Regions from separate parts of the Homo sapiens genome. Here region 2 is linked to region 1. A link is an interaction called in ENCODE POLR2A ChIA-PET data of the cell type or tissue named here. Cell type or tissue: PC-3. All regions are shown on one strand. Each heading gives the region's core, and the rest is flanking DNA. Links, peaks and the distances in the headings are about the cores only. Region 1 overlaps LINC02160 (long intergenic non-protein coding RNA 2160). Region 2 overlaps SLC45A2 (solute carrier family 45 member 2).

The links. ChIA-PET counts read pairs that join two places held together with the same protein. Peaks named below come from ENCODE experiments on the same cell type or tissue, not always from the same donor. Only the 100,000 strongest peaks of a DNase experiment are listed, where the experiment ranks them.
Region 2: POLR2A ChIA-PET joins it to region 1 with 5 read pairs; 1 of 35 experiments calls an interaction of 5 or more read pairs at or near these places.

What each region holds. Positions count from the first base shown.
Region 1 is chr5:33,251,810-33,268,450 of GRCh38, reverse strand. It overlaps LINC02160 (long intergenic non-protein coding RNA 2160), which reads right to left. Exons shown (of 4, transcript NR_147008.1): 4 at 12,898-12,975. It overlaps LOC124900637 (a long non-coding RNA gene), which reads left to right. Exons shown (of 2, transcript XR_007058725.1): 2 at 4,785-4,983. Among named protein-coding and RNA genes, the nearest start is that of LINC02160, 30 kb to the right of the region's middle. In PC-3, for the core only: a CTCF peak has its summit at 10,136; a DNase peak (open chromatin) is centred at 10,200; H3K27ac peaks cover 1,024 bases.
Region 2 is chr5:33,962,970-33,979,610 of GRCh38, reverse strand. SLC45A2 (solute carrier family 45 member 2) reads left to right here. Exons shown (of 7, transcript NM_016180.5): 3 at 15,595-15,920. It also overlaps the pseudogene PSMC6P3. Among named protein-coding and RNA genes, the nearest start is that of SLC45A2, 13 kb to the left of the region's middle. RefSeq lists an enhancer at 723-1,615. In PC-3, for the core only: a CTCF peak has its summit at 9,567 (motif pointing right); a DNase peak (open chromatin) is centred at 9,590.

The sequences.
Region 1 (16,641 bases), core at 7,563-12,562:
GTCATTCTCCCAGGCCCATCCCCATTATGCCCAATAACGTGTGGGCCACAAAGTTCTGATTTGGATGGGGTAGGGGGAGAAGTGTAAATGTTGTTAGCTTAAAGATTCATGTTTTAGTGTTACATTTTTGCTCTTAGTTAAGCCTCCAGGATCCCTGTTACTTGTTTCTTACAAATGGGAGATATCAAATGTAGTGATATCTAGCTTTACTTTTTATCATCACTTAGTTCTGTAGTGACAAACCAGTACCTCCACATCCAGTCTTCATCAATGTCGTTACATCTTTGTGGGGACCTAATGTCACAAGAAACATGAGGCATTCACTTGACCAGTACACCAAATGTTCCTGGCCCACTTTCAAGCAGTACTCTATTGGAAAATCATCCATAATTTTCTGGCTGCTGTCATTCCTGAGCCTCTGCTTTCCATAACCTCTCATTCCTGTTGAACAGCTGTGCTTCTGATTAGTTTTCTCTGGAGGTATTAACTATTCAGCACTCTGCACAGGGAAACTTTTGAAGTGATGGGAACAATGGGCCCATCCTTGCTTTGTTCCAGCCAGTTAGTCTGCTGTGCTTCAGAAAAAACACTGAGAGAGACATGAAACTAAACAAAAATAAGAATTCACATAAAATTTTCCTAAAAGAAATCTTGAGCATTGACATTGTAAAAATGATTATCCACTCAGTATGAAACAGTGTGTTTTCTTGTGTATATTTCTCTTATCTACTTTTTCCACATATTTTGAGAAACAAATATTTAGTTATTAGTAACACATACCAGTTCTCTGAGAATTTGAAGAGAGAATGAGTGACTCCAGTTGTCAAAGGTAACTATACATAACCACTTTTACTCTTTTTCTCTGACCATCCAATTTTAGTTCAGATTCTATTGTTACATACACTTACTGAATGACATTTTCTTCATAGCATTTACTACTCATTCAAGTAAAATCTGTTTTACAAATGTAAACACGGGGTTCAAGCGACTCTCCTGCTTCAGCCTCCCAAGTAGCTGGGACTGCAGGCATGCGCCACCAAGCCCAGCTAATATTTTTGTATTTTTAGTAGAGACAGGGTTTCATCGTGTTGGCCAGACTGGTCTCGAACTCCTGACCTTAGGTGATCCACTCATCTCGGCCTCCCAAAGTGCTGGGATTACAGGAGAATCACTTGAACCCTGGAGACGGAGGTTGTGGTGAGCCGAGATCTGCCACTGCACTCCAGCCTGGGTGACAGAGTGAGACTCTTATCTCAAAAAACAAGAAAAGAAAAGAAAAGAAAAGAAAAATAATTCTATAATCCTATGTAATTCCTATTACAGAATAAAAGATTATCTGTAATCTTTCATTTTTATGAAAAATATTTCTATGCAATTCCTATTATAGAATAAAAGATTATTCATACTCATAAAAGATCATCTATAATCTTTTATTCTGTAATAGGAATTACATAGAATTTTTCAAATTTTTCAAACAGTATATCAATTTTGTATGCCTAAAATAAACTCAATTTAAACATAATCATCATTCTATTTATCAATTGATGAATTTTCTTTGCTAAAATTTTTCAAGGACTGAAAGATCTGTAGTAATATACACATTTTTATTCCTAACATTGATTATTTGTGTATTCTGTTTTTGTTTCTTGATGAATCTCCTCAGGGAGCTATTAATCCTATTAGTCTTTAACGGAAACAAATGTCCTGGAAGGAAAAGAAAAGGTATGTACAGCTTTGATTTTGTAGAGAATTTAATGAAGGAAATATCTAAAGGTATGTTGTTAGGGAACCCAACAAAGGATTCTGAAGCTCTCAGGTACTAACAATAAGAAGCCATTGCCATTACTGGGCTTGATATATTCACAGGAAAGGAGCCTAAGCATATAGAATTAATAGGAATGAATGGATCTTATGATAAGAGGTGTGCTTGTAGAGGGACATAGCCCCTGCCACAACTATAGCGTTGAGGCAGAGAGGAAACAAAGGAACGATGGCCTGATTCCTTGTTTTCCTCCTACAATTCTGTCTCTTACCAGTGCCTCTCCTTGTCTGAACTCTATCAGAAGGCTAAGTTTGCAGAATATAGTGGTCAGCCTCCTGAGATTGAGAAAGGCAGAAAATAGATCTTGGGGTCAAGCAGAATAGGCAGCACACAATGATCTAATCCCCTCTTAAAGGCCCCCACCTCACAACCCTGTTACATTGGCAATTAAATTTCAACAGAATGTTGGAAGGGACAAACCATGTTCAAACCATAGCAGTTCCTAAAAGGTGACCATAAACCTCTGCCACTATGATTATAGATTTGTCTATTTATCCTTATTTTTGTCAGTCTTTTTATTTTGAGGCCATGTTATTAGGTTTATATGAATTCAAAATAGTAATATCTTATTTGTGAATTAAATCTTTTAATCATTATGAAGGATCCTTCTTATCTCCAGTGATACTTTTAGCTGTAAAGTCTAATTTGATGTTAATTTAGTTATATCACCTTTGTTTTCCTTAGTGTTGGCATGGCAAAATTATTTTGATCCTTTCTTTCAATTTTTCTGTATGCTTTCTTATGATCTGGCTGTGTCTTTTGCAAACAGTCTATAGTTTGTTTTTAAATATAAATGAAAATCATTATTTTAATTGAAGCATTTAATTTATATGTATTGTATTTATTTTTATAGTTGTATTTATATCATCTTACCATGTGTTTTCTATTTGTTGCACTTGTTCTGTATTCTGTGCTTGGCTTACTTTCGTTTATTATTATATTTTTTCCTCAATTGATCCAGGAATTTTGTATTCTTTTACTATTTATATTCTTTTACTGAGCAAGCTATCAATTTGAATTTTAATCCTTTAAAGGTAATCTGCCCTTTTTCCTCTGGTTGGTTTTAAGCTTTCCCATTTGTGGGCCACAATAGCTCGCACCTGTAATCCCAGCACTTTGGGAAGCTGAGGCAGGACAATCGCTTGAGCCCAGGAATTCAAGACCAGCCTGGGCAACATAGCAAGACTTCATCTCCCCAAAAAAAAAAAGATCCTATTTGTCTTTTGTTTTCTGCAGTTTTTAGTGATTACTCTAGAGCTTATAGCCTGAATCCCTTACTTATTATATCTAATATTAATTAATAGTAGCTATATTAATTAGAATGAATTAGAATAAATGAGCAATATTTACTGACCTTCCAAGTTACATGCTGTTATTTTTGTGCATTTTAATTCTTTCTATATTTATACAGTCGATGTTCATCTACATCTTTCCACATATTATCATTTTTGTTGTTTTCCTTTTTTCTACATTTCTAATCTTCCATCTAAATCATTTCCCTTTTTCCTGAAGAATATTCTTTAGTATTTCCTTTAGTTTGGTTTATATATCTTTTAGATTTTGTCTGAAGATAATTTTATTTTACCTTTATTCTCTATATTTATTTGGGGAGGTATAGCTTTCTAGTTTGCCAATTATTTTTGTTAAGCACATGAACAATATCCTTCCATTAACTTTTGGTTCTCATTGTTTCTTTTGAGAAGCAAGCTGTCAGTCTGATTTTTATTCCTAAAGTAATCTGCCTCTTTTTCTCAGATTGGTTTTAATATTTCTTATTTGTCTTTTATTTTCTGCAGTTTTTCTATGATGTTTAAATTGTGTATCTTTTTAATCCTAGTTGGGGTTTGGAGCTCTTTTTCAACCTGTGGATTGATGCCTTGCATCAGTCGCAGAAATTCCTCAATCATTATCCTTTCAGATAATACTATCCCAATTCTCTCTTCTCTGTTTAGGGCTCCAATTAAGCCTATGTTAGACCTACTCACTATATCCTCTAAATCTCCTATCCTATCTTTTATATTTCCTATCTTTTTGTCTTTCTGCTTTTTTTTTTATTCTGGATATTTTCTTCTGACTTATTTTCTATTTCACTAACACTTTCTTCAAATGTATCTAATCTGCTATCAAACCCATACTTAGAGTCTGATCTATTTACTAACTGGGTATAGAAAGGTCAAGGACCATTTTGGCTGTACTGGTGCATACCAGTGGAGTATTAACCTTGGTGATGTCAACCATTACCAAGGATTTAACTACTAATTGTATGTCAAAGACTCTGTAGCTTAATCTCTTCAACACATTCCTCCCTTTAGAACTCTAGACCCAACAAACAAATGCTTACTTAACATTCCCCCTAAAATTACTTCCAGGTATCTCAAACTTTACATGTTTAATATTAAACATTCTATTTCCCATTCAAATCTGCTGTTCCTTGCACCTTTCTGTCATCAGTAAATAGAATTCCCACCAATTTATATATTCTTGCCAAAGCCTATGAATGGTTCTTGATATATCCCTTTCTCTTATCTTTAATATCCAGTCTGTCAGAAATGTCATCTGTTCAATTTCCAAAATATATTTGAGTCAATTCACTTCTCTCCAACTTAACTGTCCTTCTACTAGCTAAGCTACAATCTCATTGTATCTTTTCTTTATCTGTTCTCTCTGTTTCCACTCTTGTCCTTTATTCAGTTGTTTCTCCATTCAGCATTTGAAGAGATCTTTGTAAAATCTTAAATCTCTGACTTTTAAAAACCCCTCTAGGATTTCAAATGCTTTCCCATAATACACAAGACAATACATGTCTATTACAATAGCCTGCTTCTCCAACTTCCTAAAAACTTTCTCTCACTATTTAGCCATACCTATTTTAGTTTTTTGAAGGTTGGTTTGTGTTTGTTTGTTTGTTTGTTTGTTTTGGCCTAAAACTCTCTTCTCCTCACTCTCTCTTTCTCTCTTTTAGGCTTTAGTTTATATTATTCTCATAGAAGACTTCCTCATAATCCAATTTAAAAAATGAGAGTTTCCCTGCACAAGCTCTTGCTTTGCCTGATGCCATCCATGTAAGACGTGACTTGCTCCTCCTTGCCTTCTACCATGATTGTGAGACTTCCCCAGCCACGTGGAACTGTAAGTCCCATTAAACCGCTTTCTTTTGTAAATTGCCCAGTCTTGGATATGTCTCTTTTTTTTAATTTAATTTTATTATTATTATACTTTAAGTTTTAGGGTACACGTGCACAATGTGCAGGTTTGTTACGTATGTATACATGTGCTATGTTGGTGTACTGCACCCATTAACTCATCATTTAGCATTAGGTATATCTCCTAATGCTATCCATTCCCCCTCCCCCCACCCCACAACAGTCCCCGGAGTGTGATGTTCCCCTTCCTGTGTCCATGTGTTCTCATTGTTCAATTCCCACCTATGAGTGAGAACATGCGGTGTTTGGTTTTTGTCCTTGCGATAGTTTACTGAGAATGATGATTTCCAGTTTCATCCACGTCCCTACAACGGACATGAACTCATGATTTTTTATGGCTGCATAGTATTCCACATTTTCTTAATATGTGCCACATTTTCTTCATAGTATGTGCCACATTTTCTTAATCCAGTCTATCATTGTTGGACATTTAGGTTGGTTCCAAGTCTTTGCTATTGTGAATAATGCCGCAATAAACATACGTGTGCATGTGTCTTTATAGCAGCATGATTTATAGTCCTTTGGGTATATACCCAGTAATGGGATGACTGAGTCAAATGGTATTTCTAGTTCTAGATCCCTGAGGAATCTCCACACTGACTTCCTCAATGGTTGAACTAGTTTACAGTCCCACCAACAGTGTAAAAGTGTTCCTATTTCTCCACATCCTCTCCAGGACCTGTTGTTTCCTGACTTTTTAATGATCGCCATTCTAACTGGTGTGAGATGGTATCTATCTCATTGTGGTTTTGATTTGCATTTCTCTGATGGCCAGTGATGATGAGCATTTTTTCATGTGTTTTTTGGCTGCATAAATGTCTTCTTTTGAGAAGTGTCTGTTCATGCCCTTCGCCCACTTTTTGATGGGGTTGTTTGTATTTTTCTTGTAAATTTGTTTGAGTTCATTGTAGATTCTGGATATCAGCCCTTTGTCAGATGAGTAGGTTGTGAAAATTTTCTCCCATTCTGTAGTTTGCCTGTTCACTCTGATGGTAGTTTCTTTTGCTGTGCAGAAGCTCTTTAGTTTAGTTAGATCCCATTTGTCAATTTTGGCTTTTGTTGCCATTGCTTTTGGTGTTTTAGACATGAAGTCCTTGCCCATGCCTATGTCCTGAATGGTATTGCCTAGGTTTTCTTCTAGGATTTTTTATTAGCAGTGTAAAAATGGACTAATACACCACAGCCCCAAGGATACTCATTCAAATTTATTCTTCAGTATTAAAAAATTAGTGCCAAAGAGTAAAGATCATGACATTTTTTTTCCCCACCACCATAAAACCAAGACCTAGTTTGTGTCTGGTACATGGTAGGAACTCATTAAATACTTGTTGAATGAGTGAATGATCTCCAAATGGCAAATTTTACTCTTCCAAAATTAAATTTCGTTCTCTGCTCCCTGTTATGTTCTTTTTGAAAAAAATTTTCTCAACCATAACTTTCCATGTCTGTTATAAGCCATTCATTAGAGTTTTTTGTCAGGTCAGCGCATATTTACAAATCTAGTTAGTTCTTATTTTTCCATTACAAACAAATGTTAGAACATCATTCTCCAAAACCCTATCTCAGAAACAGACAAATTTGCTTTTATTTTTGAAGTTTATTGTTTAGTTTAAATCAGATTTTCTAGATCTTTCCTTTTTACAATACAAACATGAATTCTGTTAACTGAGACTACTTGAAGCTACCCAGTTACCCAGTGTCAGTTTGTACTAACTATAGATTTTTAGACCAATAGCCCTTGTTTTCTCCATACATTTCTTGGAATTTTCTATTGCTTTTGGTATTAAGATTTTTTTTTTTTTGGTCAAAACACTGGGTTTGCCCACCTCCTCCTCCTCCTCCAACAAGATGCCAGAAAGAAAGAAGCATGAGTCATAGGAAAATGAAAGAGGAATGTCTCAAATATTAGGATGAGAAGACTGCTCTTCTCATCTAACAGATTCTCATTTCCTGCCCCGCGTCATTTCTTCCCATTGAAATAACAACTGTAATTCTAGTCATGGGTGTGTGAGTGTTTGTGAGGGTGGGTGGGAGGTCTTCAGAGGTCTCAATAAAAAAGAGAGAGTATGAAACTTTTGTTATTTCCTGTTTCTGAATATGTCTTTTGGTTAAGGATGTTGGAAGGGGTGAGAATCTTTGGATCTCTGTAGTGCTTGTAGTGGTGATGGGGAGTATTGAATGTTTCCAAGCCAGTACGGCACACTGAATAACTGGATCAGAGTTCTCTTTTGGTGGGAATAATATTAATAAATAATGGAAGGTAACTACATGTTGAAGACTTGTAGAGTAATCATGAGTTTCACCTTCTCATGCCAGGTGACTCTTCTTTATGGGTATAGTCCTGTATTTGGTCTTCTAGCTTCCATGTGAAACTAGTCAACTTCGAGAAGTTTTGATCTGTCTCAACAGAAATGAATCAGGGAGAGGGGAAACAAATAAATAAATGGTAGTTACATCAAGGTGGTATACTAAGTATTAAATACAAATTCTCAAAACTTTTACCCATTTTCATTTAAAAATATTTATTTATTATTTGTACTCTCATAGAAAAAAATAAAGATCTCTCAAGAGGTCTCTCAAGACATTTGCAAACAATAAGGTTTTGTTTTTTCATGAGCCAAGATGGATTTTGGTTTGTCCTGACTTTCCTTGAAGTAGTTGTATTTCAAATGATTAATTGCCTTGAGCTGCTTTTAAAAATTGTTTTCCTGCTTCTGTGATTTTTTTATTGTGACAAAATTTGAAGGAAGTAGTAGAAATAATATTAATTATTGAAGTTTCAAGAATTTCTTCTTTTTCCTTTCCTTTAGGAATAAAATTAAAATGTAAAAATCTTGGAATTTGGCATTAACCAGCTTAAAATTTAGTATGCTAAAAATAATAATATCAATTCAACATTATTCTATGAAACTTATACAAAATTTTGGAAACATGGTCTTTACAGATGCTATATATTTCAGTTATACAAGTTCAGAATTAAGTGTTTATGCCACGTTACATTTAGATTATAGAGTTACTTATATTTCCTCACCTTTCATATTTTATTAAAGAGATTCTCTGACTCTCTAGCCTCTAGTAGCTTTTGATAACAGTCCTTTCTCCCTAGGGAACCCAACCTCTCTTATTAATGAAGTCCAAATATGAGTCACCAATCCACATTCCCAAACACTATGCTTTTTAGGTGGCTCTTCGTACTCCTTTACCTCTGGACCAGGCTAATCAGAAGTGGAGGACTTCAAGTTAATAAGTCATGTTATAGAATTTTTTCTATTATAACTAGGGCTCAGTATTTTTTTAAAATCCTAAAATACCACTAAATATCTTTGGCCACATAAAAGACTAGATTTCCAGTTCAGAATGACAACAGATATAGGGCTTGACATATCAGGTACCAAATAATGCTGTGGCAAAGTTTGGATTTTTTTTGAAGATAGTAAGATGTATGCCAATCTGTAATATCACTTGCATTAATGGATTTCCGAGTACTATATAAATCGACGATTATTCTTATTAAGCAGTGCTAATATATTTTACAAACAAAAATTCTCCCCAGTTTTATCCCTTTATATGTGTCATATCAAAAGACTTAGTCAAAGCTGCTTTCTACTGCTTCTGATGTTATATGCTTCATAAAAGTGTCCCTGTGCTATGCTTCTAATGAAACTTTATTTTGTCTTGTTTTATGTAACACATTTGAAAATTCTATCTTTTAAAATACATTATTTTTATTGCTACAGGGGTATTATGTTATGATGCTTTCTTTTACAGTTTATTCTTGTATTGACTTTAGTTCCAAAAATAAATTAATTCATATATTACTTTTGGTAATACCTGAAAAAAATTAAGTTATTCACAAAATATTTGTGAATCCTGAATCAGTGTAAGTTCTATTCAATTACAGAAATAGTAATTGCATACCTACTAGCACTATCTGAAGTTATATAAAATGAGATTTTTGTTTTCTTATTTTTGCTTTTGCCTTCTTCCAGAGAGTATTGAGTTCCACGAGAGAAAGGCCTTTGTTGGTTCACTGCTGGATTGCTGGTTTCTATAATATTTCATGGCACATAGTAAACTGCCAATAAATATTTGCTGAATGAATTCACTTATTCAGAAAATATTTATTGAGTGTCTCTTGTATGCCACATATCTAGGCACTGAGGATAGAACAGTGAATGGGCCAAAGTCCTGACTTTTTGGAATTTATTTTCAAGTGGGAAGAGAGAGATTATAAAATACGTGACCCTGAAAATATATGTCATATGTCTGATGTTGATAGTGCCAAGAAGAAAAATAAAGCAGGACAAGGTGTGGGGAGAGAGAATTATTATCCTAGCTAAGGAATTAAGTGAAGGCCTCTCTGAGAAGGTGAAAAATGATTGAATGTTACTACTCCTGTGCCACTGCCACTGGTGATACTGAAGAAAGTGGAAGACCAGGTCTTAGACTCCAAGGTGAGTATAATATGATGATAAAGTCAGACATATTACCTATCATAAACATAATGTGCAATGATAGTGTCATACGTACATGCTATGGAACAGTGTCTGGAGAATGAAGCATAGCCACCTATTAGCAAGCAGAGTATATGGTGGTGGGGTGGAGGATGACTACAGTCTGAAAATGCAGAACTGATTCTAGGCTGTGAAGGTTCTGCCAGATCAAGGACTTTGGGCTTCAGTCAATAGCTGGTGGGTGACTAATGGTAGTCTTTAAACATGGAAAGGGACCAATCAGAGCTACATTCTAAAAACTAACTGGTAGCAAAATGGGTGGATTCGAGGGCATGAGATTGGGTCAGCTGATGTTTTGATAGAATTTGTGATCAAATATTACTTGAAATAACAGAACCTTAGTTGGGCCAAATCTTTTCTTCAAACAAAAGAATAGTGCTTCCAAGATTTTTGTTTTTATGGTCGAACCGGATTACCATATAAAGACATAAGAAAGAAAGAAATAATATTTCATGACAAACTAGCTGAGAAGGATCAAGAGAAAGGCAAGAATGAAGATTTATAATCTGGGATTTATAGAATAGCTGTAATTGGTACAGGGAAAACACCCAATTTATCTGGATATACTTGTGTTTCCCTATTTAATCCACATGGTGTCATTTTTTACATGTGTTTTCTCAGAGCAGTTATTTTCATTCACAGGCTGTGGTGATGACTCACTTCATTCCCTTTTGGGTATTAGAGGCTCTTATTTCATTCAGGAGATTTTCCGATTCACCAGACAGTGCATTAGACATTATTGTCTTGTTGGAATTTGGCTGGGGGAAAATACTTAAAGAAATATATCACTGTTGCTTGTACCACCCTCACAAACACATTTTATTTAGCAAAATCTGAACCTGATGAGGAATCCGTATTAGTTTGCTAAGGCTGCCATAACGAAGTACCATAGACTGGGTGGCTTAAATGAAAGAAGGTATCATCTCACAGTGCTGAAGGCTAGAAGGCTGAGATCAAGGTGTAGGCAGGGTTGGTTCCTGTTTTGGACATTGAGGGAAAGATACGTTCCAGCCCTCTCTCCTTGGCTTGTAGATGACATTCTTCTCCCAGTGTTTTCACATGGTCTTCCATCTGTGCAAGTCCCTCTGCACAAATCTGTGTCCAAATTTCCTCTTCTTGTAAGGACCCCGTGCTTAGGGTCTACTCTAATAACCTCATTTTAACTTAATTACCTCTTTAAAGGCCCTATTTTCAAATATGGTCATATTCTGAGGTACTAGGGGTTAGAACTTCAGCATATGAATTAGGAGGATGGGGAATTCAGATGATAATAAAGTCTAAATGTTTGGCTTTTTCTCTCCAGATACCCAGTTTCCCTAAAGTGACAATCACACCCAGTGACTGGCTGATGCAGTGCTATAAAGGTCTGTTCCACTTGCTGCAAATTCAGGACAATTCCGTAAAGCCATCCCAGCCCCAGAACTCGCTGTGCCATGAGCTGAGTTCTTTGTTATGAGAGTATCACAGCTCCCCTCTCTACCTAGTCCTACTTCCTCACTCCCTCATAAGTGTTGGGTCCTTATAAATTTGCCAAGGAACTCAACCTGTGACAACTTTAGTTCAATAGATTTGACCCTTTCCTTGCAAGGGAACTATTGGTTTCTTACTATTATTGTCAGTTGTCCTCATTAACAAAGTCATTTACTAACTGGCTGCAAATTACTGAAAATTGTTTGGAACGACAATTTTTCGTATAGACTTCAATGATTATTCTGGCTAAAGGTCATTTTTTTTCTCTGCACTTCTGTAGGACAGCCCTGTACAATTTAGTACTTTAATGGTGATTTGTATTTTTTGCTCATTCACATTTGTAAATTATTTAAGGTTGCACATTTCTTGAAAGTTGATATGCTTCTATCAGATTTTTTTCTGTTCTTCAAAATGTTTAACGTAGTTTCAGAGCTCTAGTTGGTACTTAAGGAATTTGGGAGCATACAGTAGTGTAGATACCCCAGAATTTTTAAATGAGAGTGTGGAATCTGAATTATAAAACTCATATTAGGGAAAGCCTACACTGGGAAAAGAAATTGCATATGTGGTATAAAATAAATAGAAGATCTGTGTTTGAATATTGACTATGCTGTTTACTCACTATGTGATCTTATAAAAGTTACTTACCCTCCCTGAGCCTGAGTTTTCTCATCCATAAAATAGGAATATTTTTAATAGCAATCTTATAAAGTTGCTGTGAATGTTAAATGAGATGCAGTATTAAATAAGATGCATGCAGTATTTAGCACATGATTCAATCATAAAATGGATATTACCTTCACACTTCAATATTTCTGAATTCATGATGCATCTTGTGATTAGTGTCAAAAGAAATTTGTCAATTTTACACAACGAAGTGGAGTGTGATACATTAATAGTTCTTAACGTCTATATGAGTGGACTTAGTCATCAGAGAAGATAACTATTCACCCAGTTACTTGCCTCAGTTAAACACCTTGTAGTTGTGACAGAACCTTAAATTTGGATACCTAATTATTATTTTAAGGTGTCCCCAAAAGGATTACATTATAATCCAAAGACATAGCTTTAACATAAATGGTTACAGTGGAGCAGATTGCCTATCATATGCCAAGTAATTCAAATAAAGATGATGGAAATTTTTAGATATTTTAGAATTAGCTGTATAACCTTAAAAATTAGAAAAAGTTGTATGACCAGTTGATGAATTATGAAAACCAAACTCTAAATCTAATCCTAAAGAAGCAATCAGACAAACCCAAATTGAGGGGCATCCTACAAAATAACTGATCTATGTTCTTCGAAAATGTCAGTGTCTGGGAAAGCAAAGCAAAGCAAAGCAAAGTTGAGGAACTTTTTAGAGTTAAGAGAGACTAAACCAGTATGACAACTAAATAAAATATATGGTCTGGATTGGATCTTGAATTAGAAAAAATAAAATTGCCATGAAGGACAAATTAGGACAATTGGTAAAATATGGTATTGACAATTTGATTATCATATTGCATCAATGTTAAATTTTCTGAATTTTCTTATTATACTTATTATATTATATAAAATTCTTAAATACTATAATTAATCTAATTATACTGACTTATTTAAGAGTTTTCCCAGGTTAAGTTCCTCAGCAAGTTTGTAAGGACTCAACACTTGTGAGGGAGTGAGGAAGTAGGATTAGGGAGAAAGGGGAGCTGTGATACTCTCACAACAAAGAACTCAGCTCATGGCACAGAGAGCTCTGGGGCTGGGATGGCTTTACGGAGTTGTCCTGAATTTAGGGCAAGTGGAGCAGACCTTTATACCACTGCATCAGCCAGTCACTGGGTGTACACTGCCCCAGGGAAGAGTACATGACATTCATCAAAGTGTGTCTCTTTAGCCAAGGATAATTTCCAGAAGGGGATTCAGCTGCAAGCTGTTCATTGCCAAAACTCTTCAGCTGATGGGGAAAATTAGTAGTTCAGTCCTAAAGAGGGAAGAGGAATATAGGTGTCAGACCACAGCATCCAATCTGGTTATCATATCTGTAATTTACTTTAAAATGATTCAGTAAGTAAAATGATGTGAGAACAAAGATAATACCAAAAATGCGGAAAAGCAAGAAAGATCTCAAATTAGCAAAATACGAAAAAACCGGTGAATCTGGGTGAAGTACTGTTTTCAGCTTTTCTGTAGGTTTAAATTTAAAAAGAAAAAGTTTTAAAAATGAAATTCCCAGGTGATACCAGTACACTAGCAGATTGGAGGACTGTGGAATGAAGTCATCTTTAGAATTCATCCCAGCTCTAGCATGAGGGAATTCTGTGACATGATCAGATTGGTTATGGTGCATTTGCTTTGGGCTTTTGAAGCCATGGAACCACAGCATATTTCCTACATGTTTGTTTTGTCCATAAGTTCTCAAACTTTAGTAAATCATATTGTTTAATTAAATGGGTTTGAGGGATTGTAATACCAACCCTGAATTTATAAATAAAGCTGTTCTTTTCTCTATTTTGATGAACAGTGGGCAAGTTTCTGTATTAAAGATCAATTATTATCCATTTGAAGAAAAACAAGGAAGCTGAGAATATTCAAGATAAATTTATTGAGATTATTAGATCTCACAGTTAATGAAATTGTGTTGTAATAGATACATACTGTCAATAGTTTATTGAAAAACTGCAAGCAAAGCAAATGTCTTTGCCTTTATTAAAAGTCAGGGGAAGATATAGCAGGCTCAAATATTTAATATTTATCTTTTTAATTGTGAAATCATCTTTGGGATATTTATTTATTATGAAATACATTTTAAAATATTGCTTAATTCTAAAATACGATTTAAAATAAACTATTTTTCTGTGGTTTTTACTGAGTCCTCATCTCACTAGGCTGGAATATTGATCCCAACCACATCTTGTTTTAGATGTGAGGATGGTCATGTCTTCCCACTCTGTTTTCAGTGTTACATCAAAAAGTCCCAATTCAAGGGCACTGAAGACAGTTATTTTCTTATTAAAGGTTTGCCAACTCCTTTCTTACAGGGATCTTGCTGAATGCTTTCAACAATCATTTTTAAGCATAGACTCTAGAGTCAGTCTCCCTGGATCTGAATTCCAGTTCTAACACGTAGCTATGTGCTCTTTGGAAAATTACTTAACCGCTCTGTGTCTTAGTTTCCTCATCTATAAAATACAGTACTTATAGAGTTAATAGTTAATATTACCTATGTTATAGAGTTATTTTGAAGATTAAATGAGTTACAATATGTAGAACACCAGGCATGTAATAAGTACTTAATAAGGATTAGGTATTATTATTGTCATCATTATTAGATATTTATACTGCATACTAGAATCATATGTTTTAACTTAGATCATTATTATTATGTTGATTTTATAAAAATAAAGATGCAGGTTAATTAAATGTTAATCTGAAATCGCCAAGGTCATCTAGCTAGTGAAGGAGGGGAGCTGGAATTCAAACTTCAAGCCCAATTTTCTTTACACTGTTGTGGACTCATGGGTGAGAGAATTCCAGTGTATTTTTTTGTCAGCCTCCTGGGACCAGCAGCAGATTATCATTTGGAATGGACTTAAATAGGCCCTGCCACCTCCAATGTGTTTTTACATGTAATCCTGCGTGCCACAGATGTAAGCATCTGGGGACTTTATTTCCTATCAGATTATAAATTATTGAGAGCACAGTCTAAGTCTTGTTGGTATTTGTGTCCCATGCACTGCTTAGTGCAATGCTTTGAAGATAATAGTTGTTCAGAAATTGTCAATAGCATTCCAGAACAAAATTACTATTGATTTTTAACATAGTTAGGCTGGGTGCAGTGGCTCATGCCTGTAATCCCAGCACTTTGGGAGGCCGAGGCGGGTGGATCACAAGGTTAGGAGATCGAGACCATCCTGGCCAACATGGTGAAATCCCGGCTCTACTAAAAATACAAAAAATTAGCTGGGCATGGTGGCATGTGCCTGTAGTCCCAGCTACTCAGGAGGCTGAGGCAGGAGAATCCCTTGAACGCGGGAGGCGGAGGTTGCAGTGAGCTGAGATTGTGCCACTGCACTCCAGCCTGGGCGACAGCGCGAGACTCCATCTCAAAACAAACAAACACACAAACAAACATAGCTGATGCTCGTGTCTTAGTTTTACATGTTGCTGTTCCGACATTTAGTAGGGATGCAATAGCCAAGACTCAAGCTTGCCACAAGGAATTAAACAATTTGAACTTTGCTTTGTCCACCAATAAAATTCATCCCATTATGGTTTTGTGTAAAACAAGCCTTATTCTCTGCCTATAGATTATTTCAAAATGTTAATTAGTGTGGGCAGACCTGATAATAATTTCCTGATTTGTAACTAGATCTTTTAATTTATCTAACCTTAAAGCTTTGTGTTATTCTTTTCTCCTTATGAACTTATTGCCATTTCAATCAAGCTTGTGCAATCGTCAACCCACGGGCCACATGCGGCTCAGGACAGCTTTGAATGCAGCCCAACATAAATTCGTAAACTTTCTTAAAACATTATGATTTTTTTTTTGCGTTTTTTTTTCTTTTAGTTCGTCAGCTATTGTTAGTGTATTTTGTGTGTATCCCAAAGACAATTCTTTTTCTTCCAGTGTGGCCCAGGGAAGCCAATATGGATATCCCTGATTTAGATGATAGTCCGCTTCTGACACTTCATTGAGCTTCATTTACCTAATCTGCCACAAGCAAAAGTTAGATTAGATGGCTTCTAAAATATGACTTTGTAAATTTTTGCTCTTTATAAGAAGATATTTGTATGTAAACCAGTTTATTTCCATACTAACCGAGATTGTCTCCTTTCAGAGTAACAAATCAGATTGCTATCCATTTGGCCTGGTCATTTGAGTCTTGCTGATTGGTCTATGAGAAACATGGCCAAAATTTTGAATCTGCTCTTTAGGGGGACATTTAGGTGAACTGGTATGAACTGATATTTTAGAATTGTGTCCAGTTGAATGTGTGTGTGTGTGTGGGGTGGGGGGGGGTTGCCACATTATCAGTTTTTCATCTAATTTTAATATTATTTGAAGGGTCCTAGTCAACTTTGTTCATGTATTTCTTCTTAAACACAATATAAACAGACCCATTATTAGGATTCAAACTTTGAACTGTATCCTTTCCTCCTTCCTTCCCAACTCCTTTCTCTGCCCCTACTCCTCCCTCCTTTCTTTCTCTCTCCTTCTTCCTTTTCTTCCTCTCCCTTCTCTGCCTTTCCTCTCCCCTCCACATACTTTCTCCTTCTTCCCTTTCTTCCTCCCTCCCTTGCTTACTCACTCCTTTCTTTCTTTCTGAGAAAGTTTAATGAGAATCCACTGTGAGGCACTTTTCTGAGGACTTAACAATTCAAGCCTTAAATAAGGTCTAGTCTTGTCCTCAGGTAGCTCTTAGACTCATAGGGCACACTGAAAAGAATAGATACTAATTATAAAATAAGTTGGTAAGTACAGCAATATGAAAAACAGTGCATTCTCATAGGGTTAGATATAGTTTAGGGTTAGGAAGCATTCCAAATGAGGTGATAGTTGGGTTGAGACTAGTCAGACAAGGATGGTCATGGTAACAATATATACAATATATCTACTATATATATACACAATATATATACACAATAT
Region 2 (16,641 bases), core at 7,536-12,535, 710 kb before region 1:
ATTTCACCCCAATATACATTTATTTGATATATTTTGAAATGGCCCTGAAAAGCTGTCTCTTATGGGGAAAATCTACCTTCTGTACTCCTCACTCTTCCCTTTCCAGTTATTTTCCTGATTTAGGATAGAATTAACTAAAGTATCTGGCACCTTTTTAAGTCTGATAGGAAACGTTTACAGTCTATTCTCTCTGAAGCCTGCTACATGGAGGCTTCATCTGTATAATAAGAACCTTGGTTGCCACAACCCCTTATTTTAACCCAGACGCTCTCTTCTATTGCTTCCAAGTCTATAGATAACTCTTTCAACCAATTGCCAATCAGGAAATCTTTGAATCTTCCTATGACCTGGGAGCCCCACTTTGATTTGTCCTGCCTTTCCAGACCAAACCAATGTACATCTTACATGTATTGATTGATGTCTGATGTCTCCCTAAAATGTATAAAACCAAGCTGTAGCCCTACTGCCTTGGGCACATGTTTCAGGATCTCCTAGAGCTGCGTCACAGGCCATGGTCTTCATATTTGGCTCAGAATATATCTCTTCAAATATTTTACAGAGTTTGACTCTTTTCATTGACAGTATTTTTATGAGTTTCAGACAATATATCCCTTTTGAGATTTTCTGTTGATATTAGTATATGGTATGGTGCCAGCAAACATCAATAATTTTAATATTACCTTCATTCAGGCTCTTAGTACATCTCATCTGAGCTTTAGTACTGTTGATGGAAAAAAATTAAAATATTTGAAGAAGTTTATTCTGAGCCAAATATGAATGACTATGGCTTGGAACACAACCTCAAGAGGTCCTCAGAACAGTTGCCCAAGTTGTTTGAGTTATAGCTTGGTTTTATATATTTTAGGGAGCTAGAAGTTACAGGCAAAGATATAAATCAATAAATGTAAGGAATACATTGGTTCGGCCCAGAAAGTTGGGGCACCTTGAAGAGGGGGGCTCACAGGTTATAGGTAGAGTCAAAACTTTTTCAATTGGCAATTGATTCAGAGTTAAGCTTTGCCTAAAGAGTTGAAGTCAACAGAAAGAAATGCTTGAGTTAAGGAGGATTGTGGAAGCCAAGGTTCTTGTTATGTAGATGAGGCCTCCAGATAGCAAGTTTCAGAGAGAATAGATGGTAAATGTCTCTTTTTGAGTCTTAGAAGGTGTCAGGCTCTCTAAAAAAAAACTGGTAAGGGAAGGAGGTTCTCTACAGGAAAAAAAATCCCCCACAAAAGATGGCTTTGCAGGGCCATTCCAAGATATATCAAAGAAATATATTTTGGGTAAAATGCATTAATTTTCTTCAGGGTCTGTTATCTGTCATGTGATGGTATACCAGAGTCAGGTTGGAATTTGGCATCCTATTGCTATGAAGAGTGTTTTGTATGGCAGTCTTAAGATCTCTATTTTAATGTTAATGCTGGTTAATTCTGTCTAAACTCCAAAGGGAAGGGTTATAACAGGGTATGTCCAACACCTCCCTTCTCATCATGGCCTGAACTAGGTTTTCAGGTTTCTTTGGGATCCTCTTGGCCAAGAAGGGTGTCCACTCAGTCAGTTGGAGGCCTTAGAATTTTATTATTGGTTTGCAGTACTCATCCTTTAACTGTTCTCCAGTCTCCAGTTTCTTCCCACTCCAATTGAGCCAACTGATAGCTTCCAGATTCATATTTTTAAAAGCCAGCCGTGATCAGGACACTTTCCTGCTTGATGAGCTTCAGTGGCTCCCTATGTGCCTCATGGGTAAATAATATTTTCCTAGACAGAGGTTCAAAGCTGCCACAATCTGTTCCCATCCTACTCTCCAAGCTTTACTTCCCATTACTCCTTCCACATTCTCTGTGCTCTGAATAATTTTTCATCATGTTTCCAGGAGCAGCGGGCAGGTCTGTTTTATTCCCTGCATCCCTCACTCCTCTACCACTGCCTTGCATATTGTAGGTGTTCAAAATAAATACCAATGGGACAAATGAAGGAGCCAGCCCTTCCTTCTTCAGGTTCTGGGTCTTTGCTCACATCGAAAGTTTCTTTCTCCTTTTCTGCCTGTGGAGATCAAAGCTGCTTGGAAATGCTCACTCATTTTCTAGGAACAAGGGCCCTCATTCTCTTCGAAACTGCAGGTATACTTAATTTCTAACTTGGTCGGGGACTAGATCCACAAAATAATCAAAGCACAAAAGTTTATTGAGTAGATGAACATGAAGGTGCCAGTGAGGTAGATAACTCCATCAGGAAGAGACCATTGAGGCTGCAGTTGATCACACATACATCCTGAATTTTCATCTCCTCCTGGGGCCTTTATGGTCTGTTTGGGCTGCCATGCCAGAATGTCACTGACTAGGTAAACAGAAATTCATTTTCCCACAGTTCTGGAGTATGGAAATCCAAGATCAAGAAGCTGTCAGGGTTGGTTTCTGGTGAGGCCTCTCTTCCTGGCTGGCAGACAGCCGCCTTCTTGCTGTGTCCTCATGTGGCCTTTCTTCTGTGCACCTGCACCCTCACTGTCTCTTCCTTTTCTTACATGAACACCAGTCCTATTGGATTTGAATTAGGGCTCCACACTTACAGTCTCATTTAACCTTAATTACCTCTTTAAAGGCCTTGTCGACAAATACAGTCCCATTGAGGGTTAGAGTATCAACACAGGAATCGGGAGTACAGGGACACAATTGAGCCCATAATTGAGCCCTTTCACTTTTACCCTTGTTGCCGCTGAGTCCAGCTCCTGAAGCTTGGATGGGATGTGGATGGAGCACACATGCTTTTCTCTCTCTTCCCTCCTCCCCAATCCCTTTTGTTTTCCTTCTTTGCATAATGAAGATATTCTAGAATTTTCAAATAAACAAGAAAAACACAAAAGGTCTTTTTGTGTTCATAAGAGCAGTTATGGAACTGGAGTATTGTGTTCCAATCTAGCTGTTCTCAGGTTCTCATGCAGAATGCTCCCTTTAAGATCTTCTAAAATCCCTCCACCCCTGTCCTGCAGGGAGGGGAAAAAAATCTCCCCCACCCCCCTCACCCCTCCAACCTCCACCCCATCCTTGGAGGGAGGGGCAGTTGGTGGCAAAGGGAAAGTTGGCTCACACCCTGAGGAAAACATTTTACCACCTCCCAGCTTAGATAAACAGTCCAGCCCTAAAGGGCTACTTTCTTATGTCTCTTTCTTGGCCTTTGCCATTTTCCACCTTCCATGTTAGTTATTTGAATACATTTCTAATCATACTCATTACACCATAAACTTCTTGAGGGAAGGGGGCTGTCCAGAGGTAACATACGTGTGAATGAGTGAGAGGATAAGGGATGTGTGAATGAGAGACAATGTTATATGCACTTTAATGATCTTTTTGGGGGACTGGTACTGCCACCCAAAAATCCAGGTTGATTTCCTTCAGCCCTTCCCCGTGTTCTCGGCCCCTTCCCTATCAGCACTTGGTATATGCTTAGGGAATAGAGTGATTAGGAAGGGGTTGTTTGCAAGTCACTAACGCCCACAAAACAGTGGCTTCAAGGCAGATGTTTATTTTTCTTATGTAACAAAAAGTCTGGGAGTACGTGTCTGCTGGCTTTCAGTGAGCTGCTAGATGTCAGAGCCAACAATTTAATGTTTCCTTGGCAGCTTTAAGGATGTATTGCCTCCTGGATGCAAGACAATTGCTACGGGTCCATAGCTCTTGTTTGTTTCAAGACAAGAGGAGGGGAGAGGAGGGTCAGGGAGAAGGAAGGGGGAATGGGGAAAGAGCCTACATTCACTCTTTAAATGAAGAAAGCAAATCTGCCCTAGAAACCTCCCCTCTCCCAGAGCTCTGCTTGTTTCTCATTAGGCAGAATTGGGTTATGTGAGCATTCAGTGGCCTAAGGAGGTTGAAAAGTGAGGGTTTTGCTGGGAGTTGGTCATGTATCTCCCTAAACCACATTGGGGTTTTATTAGCAAAAAGGAAGGAGCAATTACAATTGAATAGACAAAGCTGGTAGCTATCACATAAAATGCAAACACAGTTGAATGTTAGCTTAATAAGAATAATTAAAGACCAAGACTATTATAAGAAAATGAATTAGAGCTTTTAAAGTCCCATATATGAGTAAATAATTAAAGGATAATTATATTTTGGAGTGATATACATGCCTGCTCGCAATTTTACCTGATCTGCACATTTGTTCACTCTCTCCCCTGTATTGTAATTTACAAGGTATTTATCTACCCCTCCTGCAAGATTCGTAAACTCTCCCATGAGGGTTTACCTGCAAATTCCCCATGGCTTCTAATTCATTGCCTTGCTGTTAGCAGGCACTTAAACATGTTAGTTGTGTAAAAGGAGACCCGAGGGTTACATAACCCTGTTTATAATTCATGGTTTTAAATGACACGACAAATTGCATCAATTAGACAAATATGCTCATTTAATTACTTTGTCTCATGACCAGCACTGAACCCCGAACCTCAGCCGACTGTCTCCCGTGCATGTCTTTGCTCATATGGAAGCAGCAGAGGTTGTGTGGATGGCTCAGAGCAATTTCTTTCCCCAACTAGAAAAACAACTTAAAACATCTTCCTCTTTTAGGACAGTGCAGTGGAGTCTCTCACTTTGTTTAAGGCTTAGATTCTAAAGTCCCCAACTCAGTGACAATGACAATCGACATTATTCGTAAATATCTCTCAGATTACTCATAAAATACAATATGCTTTGTTTTGTGTGTACAAACCTGCACATATATATATGCAGATTTGTCTCTCCTTTAATGTTTACTCCTGAAATTAATAGAATTACCCATACTATTTAAAATGTTACTCTTGTCTTTCTTGCAATCTCTCTCTTTCTCCCTGTGTTCAAAGTGTGAATAGTTGAATTCTGGTGAGTTAAATGTGGGATATGTGATCCCACTGTGGTATCCTCACTCTGAATGAAAAACTGCATTAAAAGATGAGTGAAAATAACAAGCAGGGCCTTGTCCCTCTGCCCTGTCTTTGCATACATGCCAAACTTTTTGAATTTACATGCCCTTGACAAAGAGATAACTACAGCATTCCACTTGAAGCAAACGTTTTCCGGCAGAGGCATGTTCAGTGTCAGGGCCCATTTTGATTTTTCATCAACAGCAAAATATTATTCACCCAAGGAATCCAATCATCCCAGTAAACTGAAATTCTTTTTTTTTTTTTGTTTCACTGCTGTGGTTCTGTTCCAGCATTTCCAAATGCTTCATAAATAAGCATCCAAGGGTTCATTACCAAAATATTTCCCAGCATATTTCTGACATTTTTTTGGGATTTTCTAGAGAAAAGACTGTACTGGCTCCTAGGGAGACATTTAATTCCTCTAGCTTCTATCTTTCATATTTAAAGGCAACTCTATCCTCCTCCATCCCTGGCATATGTGGTAGCCATGGTAGGTTTGGTGGGTCCACCCGCATCTTCTCACCACACAGATCCTTCACTCCTGGGTGCACCTGAGGCTGTGGAACCGAGTGAGCTAACAGAGTGGTACTCACCAGGGAAGACTGGAAATCCTTTTGTGCCCAGGGAGTCTAACCAAGCGTATTTCTGCTACTTGAACCCAAGACTTTGCTGTTCTTAGCAGTGGGCTTTCTTGCTTGGCGGGAGGCTGGGATCAGGCATGACAGGAAAGGCCAGCCCTGTTCAGCTCCTGGTTCCTCCTATTCACTGCAGAGTAGCCTCAGCATTTCTGAGCTTTCTTCATTCCTTCACAGGCTTGCAAATCTCTGCACCATGTTAGTTAATAACCACCTTGCAAGGGTCACAGGCACAGCACAATGAACCATCTAAAGGATTTCATCTAACCCAAAGAGATGAAACGCCAAATGTTTATATTTACTTGATTTCCGCTATCCTCACTACGCCTGCAAACATTTTATTTGTAATGACTCAGTGAGAAACTTGCCCCATTACATCCTTGGAAGAAGAATGGGTAACTTGTCAGATATCAACTTCTTTTAACTTTTGTCTTTTAATACTTCAAAGTATGCACAAAAAATGCGAACATGCAACAAATGCTCTAAATAGCAAATAATTAAGGGCTAAGAAAAGAGTCTTAAAAACGAAATTGAAACAAGAGACTCTTTGACTAAACCTTTTACACAGAGGAAAGGAGTCACTTCATGTTTGAGACTGTTTTAACCTTTTCTCTTTTTCATCTTTAGATGAGTGGTTTTGTTTCATCAAACAAAACCTTTGAAGTTCCACCCATGGTAGACTTTCACATCTCCTCATTCAGGCAGCTTGGAAAGGATATGGCCAGGGCAGAAACCAAGGATACAGGGATTTCAGCTTGTGGATAAAAAGGGTGATTTATGCAATTTAGGGTGATTAAGTCTCCAAATTGCCATCTCTTTTCCATTCAAATGGGATCAACACAACTCTCAAAGAATCTCCAAGTCAGATTAGAGAAGTGGGAATCTGGGGGACTTTGTCCTCCCTGTTTCCTCTGCTCGAAAGTGCTTTCCCAGGTACCAATTGGCAGTTGGCTTTTGGCCTCCTTGCTTTGTTACTCTGATCGCAAACACACACCCCCAGCCCTGACTCCCATCACAGAGGTACCCATCATTACTTGACACTGTATTATTTTTTCATTTATTTATTTCTGTAGGTCTGAATCAAACAGATTTTATTCAACTTTTTAGAATGAGGGAAACAAATGATATAAAATAAGTCACAAAAATGCTTTCTTATCCTACTACCTCAAACCATTTTCAATGTTTTACAAAATGCTCACCTAGCAAATACGAAAAGTTTCAACACATTCTTCTCTTGTAACTTCTGCTGCAATAAATGCGATATTAGCAAACATACATACTTCCATATCAGTCCTAAAAGTTGGATTACTGAATTATTATACTAATTTGTATGATGTTACTCATATTTTTATTCATACACTTTTAATGAGATCATTGGCAATACGTATAGTATTTTCTTTAACTTCACTTTCACATTAAGCCAATGTCTTTTATATAGCCATCAAAAAGTAAATTACACAGGTTTATAGTTCAATTTAAGCTCTAGCGTCTTAGAATCAGCCACTTTCTAACCTTTCATGATGCCTTCCTGCTTTGCAAAACCATGATCAGCATGAATTGCAAACATACCTCCTTCAGTACAAGCATTTCTCAGGTCTCCTCCATTAAAGTCATCTGCAAACTTCACAATTACTCCATAATTAATTTCACCATACTTTGTAAGGGGACTTGCATGGATTTTCAACGTGTCTAATCTTGCTCGTTCATTTGGCAAATCAATATGTATTTTTTTCTATCTAATCTTCCTGGATGCAGCAAAGCAAGATCCCGTGTATTTGGTCTGTTGTATTTTAACTCTGCGCAGAGTATCAAATCCATCCATTTGATTCAGTAACTCCATTAAAGTTCTCTGAATCTCTCTGTCAGCTGAAGTACCCTTGGAAAACCAACAACCATCAATAGCATCTAATTCATCCATAAAAATGATGCATGGTGGATGGTCCCTGGCATAATTAAACATTTCTCTGATCCAATGAGCCCTTTCACCAATGTGCTTGTCTACAATAGAACTAGATACAACCTTTAAGAAATTGCAGTCCTGGCCAGGTGTGGTGGCTCACACCTGTAATCCCAACACTGTGGGAGGCCAAGGCAGGTGGACCTGGGCACCATGGTGAAACCCCATCTCTACAGAAGATACAAAAATTAGCTGGGTAACTGGGTGTGGTAGCTCTCACCTGTAATCCCAGTACTTTGGGAGGCCAAGGTGGGTGGATTACCTGAGGTCGGGAGTTCGAGACCAGCCTGGCCAATGTGGTGAAATCTCGTCTGTACTAAAAACACAAAAATTAGCCAGGCATGGGGGTGCATGCCTGTAATCCCAGCTACTCAGAAGGCTGAGGCAGGAGAATCGCTTGAACCCAGAAGGTGGAGGTTACAGTGAACCAAGATCACGCCACTGCACTCCATCCTGGGCAACAGATGAGACTCCGTCTCAAAATAAAAAATAAAAAATAATTAATTAACTAATTAAAAATTAGTTGGGCATGGTGGTGCACACCTGTGGTCTGAGCCACTCCGGAGGCTGAGGTGGAAGGATCACCTGAGCCTGGGAGATGGAGGTTGCAGTGAGCCAAGACCACAGTACTGCACTCCAGCCTGGACAATAGAGTGAGACCCTGTCTCCAAAAAACAAAAAAAAAGGAAAAAAGTTGCAGTCCAGCTGGCCAGCAATAGCTTGTGTGCCAAGAGTGTTTTTCCTGTTTATGGTGGTCCACATAACAAACAGCCTTTTGGAGGTATTATTCCTACAAGTTGGAATAACTGGGTTTGTAAGTGGTAACCCCTCAATTCCCACATCTATTCTGATAGCCCTCCAATCTCAGAATAAGAAACATCCCAGGATCCTCATGAGACATGTTATAAATCAGTGGCTCCACCTCTCTTGGTAAATATCTCATGATAGTTAGTGTAGCCCTATCCAAAGCAACTCTTGTTCCTGGCTTCAGCTACTTTTGTGAAGCTGTCGACGACAACTCCCAACACATCTTGGTCCATCTGCAGCTTTAACAATGAATTTTTCTTCAGTTAATTGTTTAAGCATGTTACTCACAATCTGCCCAACACTTTTTAGGGCCTTCAGATCATTTTCAGACTTTTCATACGGTTTGGTAAATTCTTTGAATTGTTCCCTTAGCTCCTTAAGATGGTGCCCATCTCCATGCACTCTGGCAGCTTCTTGCTGTAGTCCTGAAATATCTTATCTCTAGGGTCCACCATGATGAGAAGTGCTATTTGTTTATTGTTTATTGTCTGTCTCTCTAACCATCACATAAACTCCTCAAGTACAAGAACATTGTGTTTCCTGTTCATTGACCACCACTATCTTGAATAGTGCTTGGAATATGGAAGGTGCTCAAAAAATATTGGTGAGATGGATATTCAGTTTTAACATCTTAATTTTATTAATGATTAAGCTGTGTTGTTGAGAGGTAAAGTGGCTAACCCAAGGTCACACAGCTGGTTAGTGGTAGACTAGGGGTAAAACCAACCAACCAACCAACCAACCAACCAACAAGCCAGTCAGCCAACCAGCTAACCAAAGATGTGGTTCATGAGTTAGTCTGGATTCCTCTAAAAGTTGAACCCCAGAGGTTTGTATACAGATAGTTTATTTGGGAAGGGATTCTAGAGAGCAAGAGTAAGGAAATGGTGGACAGGAACAGGCCAAACAATAAGCATTACAGAGCTGGCTCTGAGGAGGCTTAGGAAGGGCACCAAAGAACTCTCCATGTAGGGGATGAATGAGGGAAGATTAATCCAGTCTGTACTGACTGACTAAGGGTGGTACCATGGGTTTTGTAAGCCCTGAACCCCAGCTGTTTCTGTCTTCCCTCAGTTTAGGCACCATCCAGATGCACCTGTCCAGTGCAAAGCTGGCCGGAGCTGGCTTAGATTTGGTCACTGCAGCAGCTGCTGGAGCAAGGGAGGCAGGTGGGGACCGAGAAGGTTTGCAGTGGCTCACAGGGGCTGTCTAACTCAGCTGATGACTTCTAGTCTGCAGCTTTTTCATTCTAGCATTTGTGCCCTGTGCTCCCTGGTCACCACTAGGAGGAGTTAAAGCATTTTGCAAAACGCTTCACGGTGTGCTGAGCCATTACAACTTAGAACTGGAAATATTAGTTCTGTAAACTTTAAGAAAGCTCAAGACAGCCATAAATGGCTCCAGAACGAGGCCAATTAATGCCTGACCTCCTGCACAGCCTTTTCTTCCTGGGATTCTTACTGCCTCCATGGGGTCTGACCAGGAAATGAGGCACCTATCTTCTTGCTCTTGGATCCCTCAAGCCTTCCAGGGGAGGCTCTGCTCCTCTCTTCCCACCCTCCAACTCTAGCTAGGCCCATCAAGCAGGCAGCAAGACCATCGCCGCCTAAGGGATTTACCAATATGTGTGCACCCATCATGAATGCTCTGTCTAGCCTGGGAAGCCTGGTTCTTAAAGCACATTTTCTAATGAATCTACTCTCGATGCCTTCGCAGCCTAAGGGCTTTCGGAACTCTGAAGCAAGACAAACCATTCTTATTTCTCTGCTCTCTACTGTTACATACTGTCCTCAAAGCAACGAGGCATCCTGGCCCAGCTTAAATGTGAAAGAAGGGCCCAATGAGAGAAAGGGATGCCAGGATTAGAGGTAGGTGGATGGAAACAGTGAGCAATATTTTAAATATATTATCTCAGCATCTTTGAAGAGAAAAGTTGCTTTGTAAACCTAAAGAAATATCAGATCAGCTTGTCTGGTCAAGCTGGTCTTTGACCAGAGCATATGTATCATTTTTTTTTTATTTTAATTTAAAATTTTTTTTTTCTTTTCATTGGGAACACAACACATGTATCATTTTGACTGCTTTTTCTGTACTCAGCCTCCAAGAGGGCAGAGGTCATGTCTGTCTTGCTCATTGATGTATCTCAAGTGTTTAGCACAGTTCCTGGTGAAGATAGGTGCTCTAACAATTTCTATTGATAAACAAATGGGTCAAGGACACCACACACACACACACACACACACACACACACAGAGAGAGAGAGAGAGAGAGAGTAGCTGGTACTTATGTTAACTGTCCAGGATTTAGTATGTACCTGGTGGGAATAAGTAGGAAGCATGCACCTAATCTGACACTTTCATTGCTATTTTTTTCAACATGTAGAAAAGAATCAGAACGACTTTCTCATGAACCCCATGGGAAGATGGGAGTTCTTTAGTCTGTCCTCCTTCAGAGGTAAAGTAGCAAACAGCACATAGCTAGCTCTCATGACTTGAGCTGTGTCAGCCCTGGTGCTGAGCTTGCCAAGCCACACACCTGATGCCTGCAGGCAATTACAGGCAGATGGTAGGTGCAGAGTTTGATTTAGATGGACTCTCTTGAGTTTCCTTTCATCCTTTAGATTCCTTGGTACTGACAGTTTACCAATTTCCCATTTTACCTGTCATAGTTGTGGACTAAAGACAATTTTTTACATATTTCTATATATTTGGACTTCTTCCAGTATGGGCCACTGTTCAAGTTGCATCATTAGTTATGAAATATGACATCTGTCTTCTAAAGCCATTTATTCTGCTGAGTTTGACAACACAGCCTGGCTTGGTGAGGAAGGGGCCAGCTGGACCACTTCTGGCCCTTCTTTGTAAAAGCTTGTTATCTAATGTGGCAGCAGATGTCCTCCGAATGCTCTGGCTTATGGCTTGCCCAATAGCCTGGTGATTGATTCCAGTGGCCTCACAGAGGCTGATTTTGGCAGCAGAGGTAAATACAGTCTGGATGTAGGTGTGGGAGGTGGTAAAATGGTAAAACTATCAGCCTTTATCATAGCGCAATTAGGTTTTGTTGGGGAGATTGTCTTTGAAGATAAAACCCTTGGCTTAAGAAGAAGAAGCAAAAGAAAGGCCTTTAATGAATTCCTGCAGCCCTCTACTGGCCCTCATCATATCTGAGGCAGCAAATAGATAAAGTTTAAATATTTTTTTCCAGTGTCTTAATATTCTGTTAGGATAATTCCCCCAGTGGCCCACTTTGCTTTCCTGGCATGTCGTGTTGTACTATTCTAACTTGCAGCTACAACTACTTCAAAACAGTAGCTTTGGGACAAATAAGACAGTTCTTCCCTTTTTTTTTTTTTACCCCCTTCCCTAAGATAAGAGAGTGCTAATAATTCTCTAAGTTATAGATTATGTCAAGGTTTTAAATTAACACATTAATAAAGGAACCAATGGGGAAGATATAAGAAGAGTTTCCCCCAGGTTCTTGCAGGAAATGTGTGTGTGTGTGTGTGTGTGTGTGTGTGTGTGTGTGTGTGTGTGTCTAGCAAAATAAAAAATGCTAGACTAAATATGAACCTGGTTAACCTTCTACAAGACAAGGGGTTATAAAAGTATAACCCCTCTGTAATACTTTTGGAGTAATTTCCCTACCAGGCAACAAAAACCCTATTCATATCTGCAAACTACCTTAATTTTACAGGACTGCAAATCACTGTGCTTTATCAGTTATGAATTGTGGGTCAAATATCCTGTGACAACAAAGTACCATTTCTCAAGAAAGGAAGTTAGTTAGAAACTGCTGTCACCTGGCCACTCAAAAGAGTGATGCTTGGCCCAGCAGCATTGGTGTCAGTGGTGAGCTTGAAAGAAATGCAGAATCTCAGGCTCCACCTTAGACCTTCAGAATCAGAACTTGCATTTTAACAAGGTGCCCACATGATTTGCGTGCACATTAAAGTTTAAGAAGGCTGCTCTAGAGGAATATTTTAAAAGTCAAGCAGTTGCAATTTTTACACTTTCCAAGTTTGAGATATATTTTACTTTCTTGATACTTGCTACATGCCACAATAGGGTCAGGGGTAAGCCCAGGTCTCAGCCCTCAGAATAATCCATTAGTTCTAATCACTGGGCCTAAAATGACTAAATCCTTTCAGCAAGTTCCAGGCAGGCTGCCTTCAGCCAGTTCAGTGCAGTAGCTATCTTCTGCTTCTAGGGGAGGCTTTGGAATTAGGGTTACTATAGGAAGTCAGCAGGGAGCTCAGTTTTGGGTCTGGTTCTGCCATGGTATGTGCTGGGGCTTGACGTGGATTATTTGCATTAATCCTCACTAAATTCAGATGAGGAGGCAGCACCACCCTTGTTTCTCAGAGAAGTGCCCAAGAGCATGTGACTAGAAAGCACAAAGATAGGAATGGAAATCAGGCACGATTCCAAATCTCTTCTTCCCTCTGTGTGGTCTTCCATCACAGAGTCACTAAAGCTCATAGCTTTCTGATCTAACTCTTCAAATCTCCTTTTACATCCAAAATTTTTGAATTCATTGATATATTGAACTCTTATAACTTTCATTGCTAATGAAGAGAAATCCTGTCAGATTTACTAATAATCGACATCACCTTGTTACTATTAACTAGCACCAATAATGACTCTTTGAAACTCCTCTGTACTCTGAGTACCCAGCTCTGAGTTCTAGCTTATCATTTATTACTGTTTTGAAAGTAGCTTCTCCGGTGGCGGGCGCCTGTAGTCCCAGCTACTTGGGAGGCTGAGGCAGGAGAATGGCGTGAACCCGGGAAGCGGAGCTTGCAGTGAGCCGAGATTGCGCCACTGCAGTCCGCAGTCCGGCCTGGGCGACAGAGCGAGACTCCGTCTCAAAAAAAAAAAAAAAAAAAAAAAAGAAAGTAGCTTCTCCCATTATGTGCTTCTCCCACTTGAAACCACCTTCTGGGGAAAAAAATGGGAAACTGTGTCTTTTTTATGTTTATATCCCCAGAAGTTTGTAGAGTCATTTACATATATTTAGTGTTCGATACATGTTTATTGAACTAAAGTAAACCAGTAGACATGCAACTGCATCAGGAAACTCCCCAATTGTAGGACTCCATTTTCCAAATTAGTCTCTAATACAAATCCATCATTATATGCATATCCTTATATTTTTTCCATAAAATAAAACTACCATTCCATTGCACAGTGGAGGATTTATTTCACATATCAATTCTTTCAAATGAGCAGGGGTCTTCTGCTCTATATTCTTCCAACTGAGGCAATGAGTAATGCTCAGTTGAACAAAAATTTGAAAGATAGAGGCATAAGTGATAAGAAATTGAATGGCAATGTGAAAACCCTTGATCTGTTTACAAATGATAGTTTCGAAAAAGGAATGTGTCTGTCATAGGGTTGACTTAGGTCAGGGGTTCTAAACTAGGGGCCACTTTTCAACCTCCTTCCCTCAGAGATATTTGGCAATATCTAGAGACATTTTTGGTTGTCGTAATGGGTTGGGGAGCAGACTTAATACATTCTTATTGGTTGATTGCTTGGCTTGACGCATGACTTCTGATACCTTCTGCCTCTCTACAATTGAATAGTCATTGTCTAATAATAACCAGAGGCACTACAAATCCCAGAACATTCTTCTGAATCAGTCGTAGAGTGTGGCTGTTTCAGGACCTTCTCTTTCTCTCAAATCCTGGGCACTTCACCATCATCTGTCCTTTATCTGTTTATGTATATGCTCATCACATATAACTAGGCCATAAATTTCTTGCTTCCAGAGACTATATGTCTTACTTCACTGTGCCCCATTGGCCACAGTTTCTTGTAATTCTGCCTTAAAACACTTCAGCATTCAGGACATGCTAATGATGCTTTATTTTTGGAATCCAATGATTAGATTGTTGGTCCTCCTTAAATAGGCTCTATGTTAAATTGCAACTAACCAGAATATGAAGTGACCAAAATTGTCTACTCTCTCACTAATTTGAATAAATTAGGATTCATGGTACTTGACATTCAGGTTTGTGTTCTTGAGGTCAGAGTTTATGTAACTTTAGATGTTTAGGGTTAGAGAGGAACTCCTTTAGTTCTATTTTCTTCCTTGATTCTCTAGCTTGTGAAGATATTGTCCTTATCTGAGAAATAAAATAGAGACTTCACTCATACACACACACAAAAAAAATCAAAAACAAAAATGAAAGCTGATCTGTTCAGCTAGATAAGTTGTGGTTGGTAGGCATGATGGGAGTTTGACGTTTAAAGAATTTTGACAGGAGGATCAGTCCTACATAAGTTTGTGACATATGTAGTGGATGTGTCCAGCACTCAACTCTTTAATTCCCTCGACATCCCATAATATGTCCACTGCCCCCTCCCCAACCATGCTATCTCCCCACCTTTATCAGAAGTCACTGATGTCTGCACCAGAAGGAACATCTGAGGAACAGTTACTACTTTGGTGCTGAGTAATTTCTTGCCCATACCAGGAACACGTGTATTTTAAAACAGAAACTCAAAAAAGGAATAACTAATAATGGGATTTTAAATATCAGATAATTAGGATTGAATAGATTTTGAGGAGCCTTTCCTCAGTATCCCTCAAGTGACACAATGTTTAAGCCTGAGAAGATAAAACAAGCACCAAAAAGACCTCAGGTTGGAGTCCTGGGAAACGATAATAGGATTTTTAAAAATTCATGTTTAAACTTTTGTTCTCATTATTTCCTGTTCCCAGCTATCAACTGGGAACAAGTACCTTGAGCTTCTAATAGAGGAAGAAAGACAGCTTTTGAGGGTGTTTCATCTTTGCAAGCTTACGTCATCCCAGGAAGCTTAATAATAAGAAACTGCAAGTCATTTAATTTTATTGCTGCCAGAAATTGGTTTTCTTTGGGGCTTTTTCTGGTCAGAAATTTAAGTTCAAAAGCAGTCTAGAGAATGCACTTTGGAAAGGTCACAGTATCTCTGATGGTAGCAATACTTAGTAAGCCCTTGCTATGTGTCTGGCCCCATCCTGAACACTTTCTATTTTCAAATCATGACCCTACTAGTAGGTTACTCTTTTACTATTACCTCCATATTCTGGGTGAGGAAGCCCAAGATCACAGCAAGTAAATGCTAGAGCCAAAACTTGAACCCACATTGCCTGGCTGTGTGTTTTTCAGCCTCTTGCTGTATTGCTTTTCCAATTATATCCAGGTTGCCTCTGCTGTCTTCAGGGAGTTTTCCCACTGAAGGGGAGTGTCTATGCATGAGGAAAATGAACGATAATTTGCTAAATATGCTAACATAGCTTTTCTTGCTTTCCAGGTTTTGGAGGTGCCCTGGGTTACCTTTTGGGTGCTATAGACTGGGCCCATCTGGAGCTGGGAAGACTGTTGGGTACAGAATTCCAGGTCATGTTCTTCTTCTCTGCATTGGTGCTCACTTTGTGTTTTACTGTTCATCTGTGCAGTATCTCTGAAGCCCCACTTACAGAGGTTGCAAAGGGCATTCCCCCACAGCAAACCCCTCAGGACCCTCCATTGTCATCAGATGGAATGTACGAGTATGGTTCTATCGAGAAAGTTAAAAATGGTTACGTAAATCCAGAGCTGGCAATGCAGGGAGCAAAAAACAAAAATCATGCTGAACAGGTAAAGATGCAACATTTTTTCTTTACAAGGGAAAATATTCTTGCTCTTTGTTGTTGTTGTTGTTTTTTTAATTGTTTGTTTTGTCTGTTTGACGAGAAGAGTTTCATGGGGTCTAACTGAATTCCCAAATCCCCCGTAGCTATCATCCCTTGGAATTAAAATTTTATATCTCAAAGAAAAATGTCTGCATTTTCCTCTGGTCCTCCTGTCTCTTACTCCTCTCAGGTAGCATCCAACCAGGGAAGATGAAGCCAGTTGAGAAAGGTTAGGCAACAAGAGAAGCCTAAAATCATCCTTAGGCCAGAAGAAATATCCCCTTAGATTAGGATCATAAATTAGAAATTTTTTCCTCCAAATGGTAGCATCCTTGGGTTGGTGACTGAGTTGGGCATATCGAATTTGCCTGTCATGAGTTGATTGGATATTTTCGTTCATTTTCAGCGAACTGCACAGTGAATTCATCAGCTTAAAATTTGAAATAAAACTCAACTAACTGCCAGAGAAATGAGACCATGTTCAGATGAAATGATCAGAGAAGAGACTAGAATTAAGCTGAGCAATATAGTAGCTAATAATCCCGTGGGGCTATTTAAATTAAAATAAAAATAAAATTAGAACTTCATTTCTTCAGTTGCATTAGCTACATTTCAAATGCTCAAAGGCCCCATAGGGCTTCTAGCTAAAATATAGGACGTGCAGATGTAAGACATTCCCATCATTG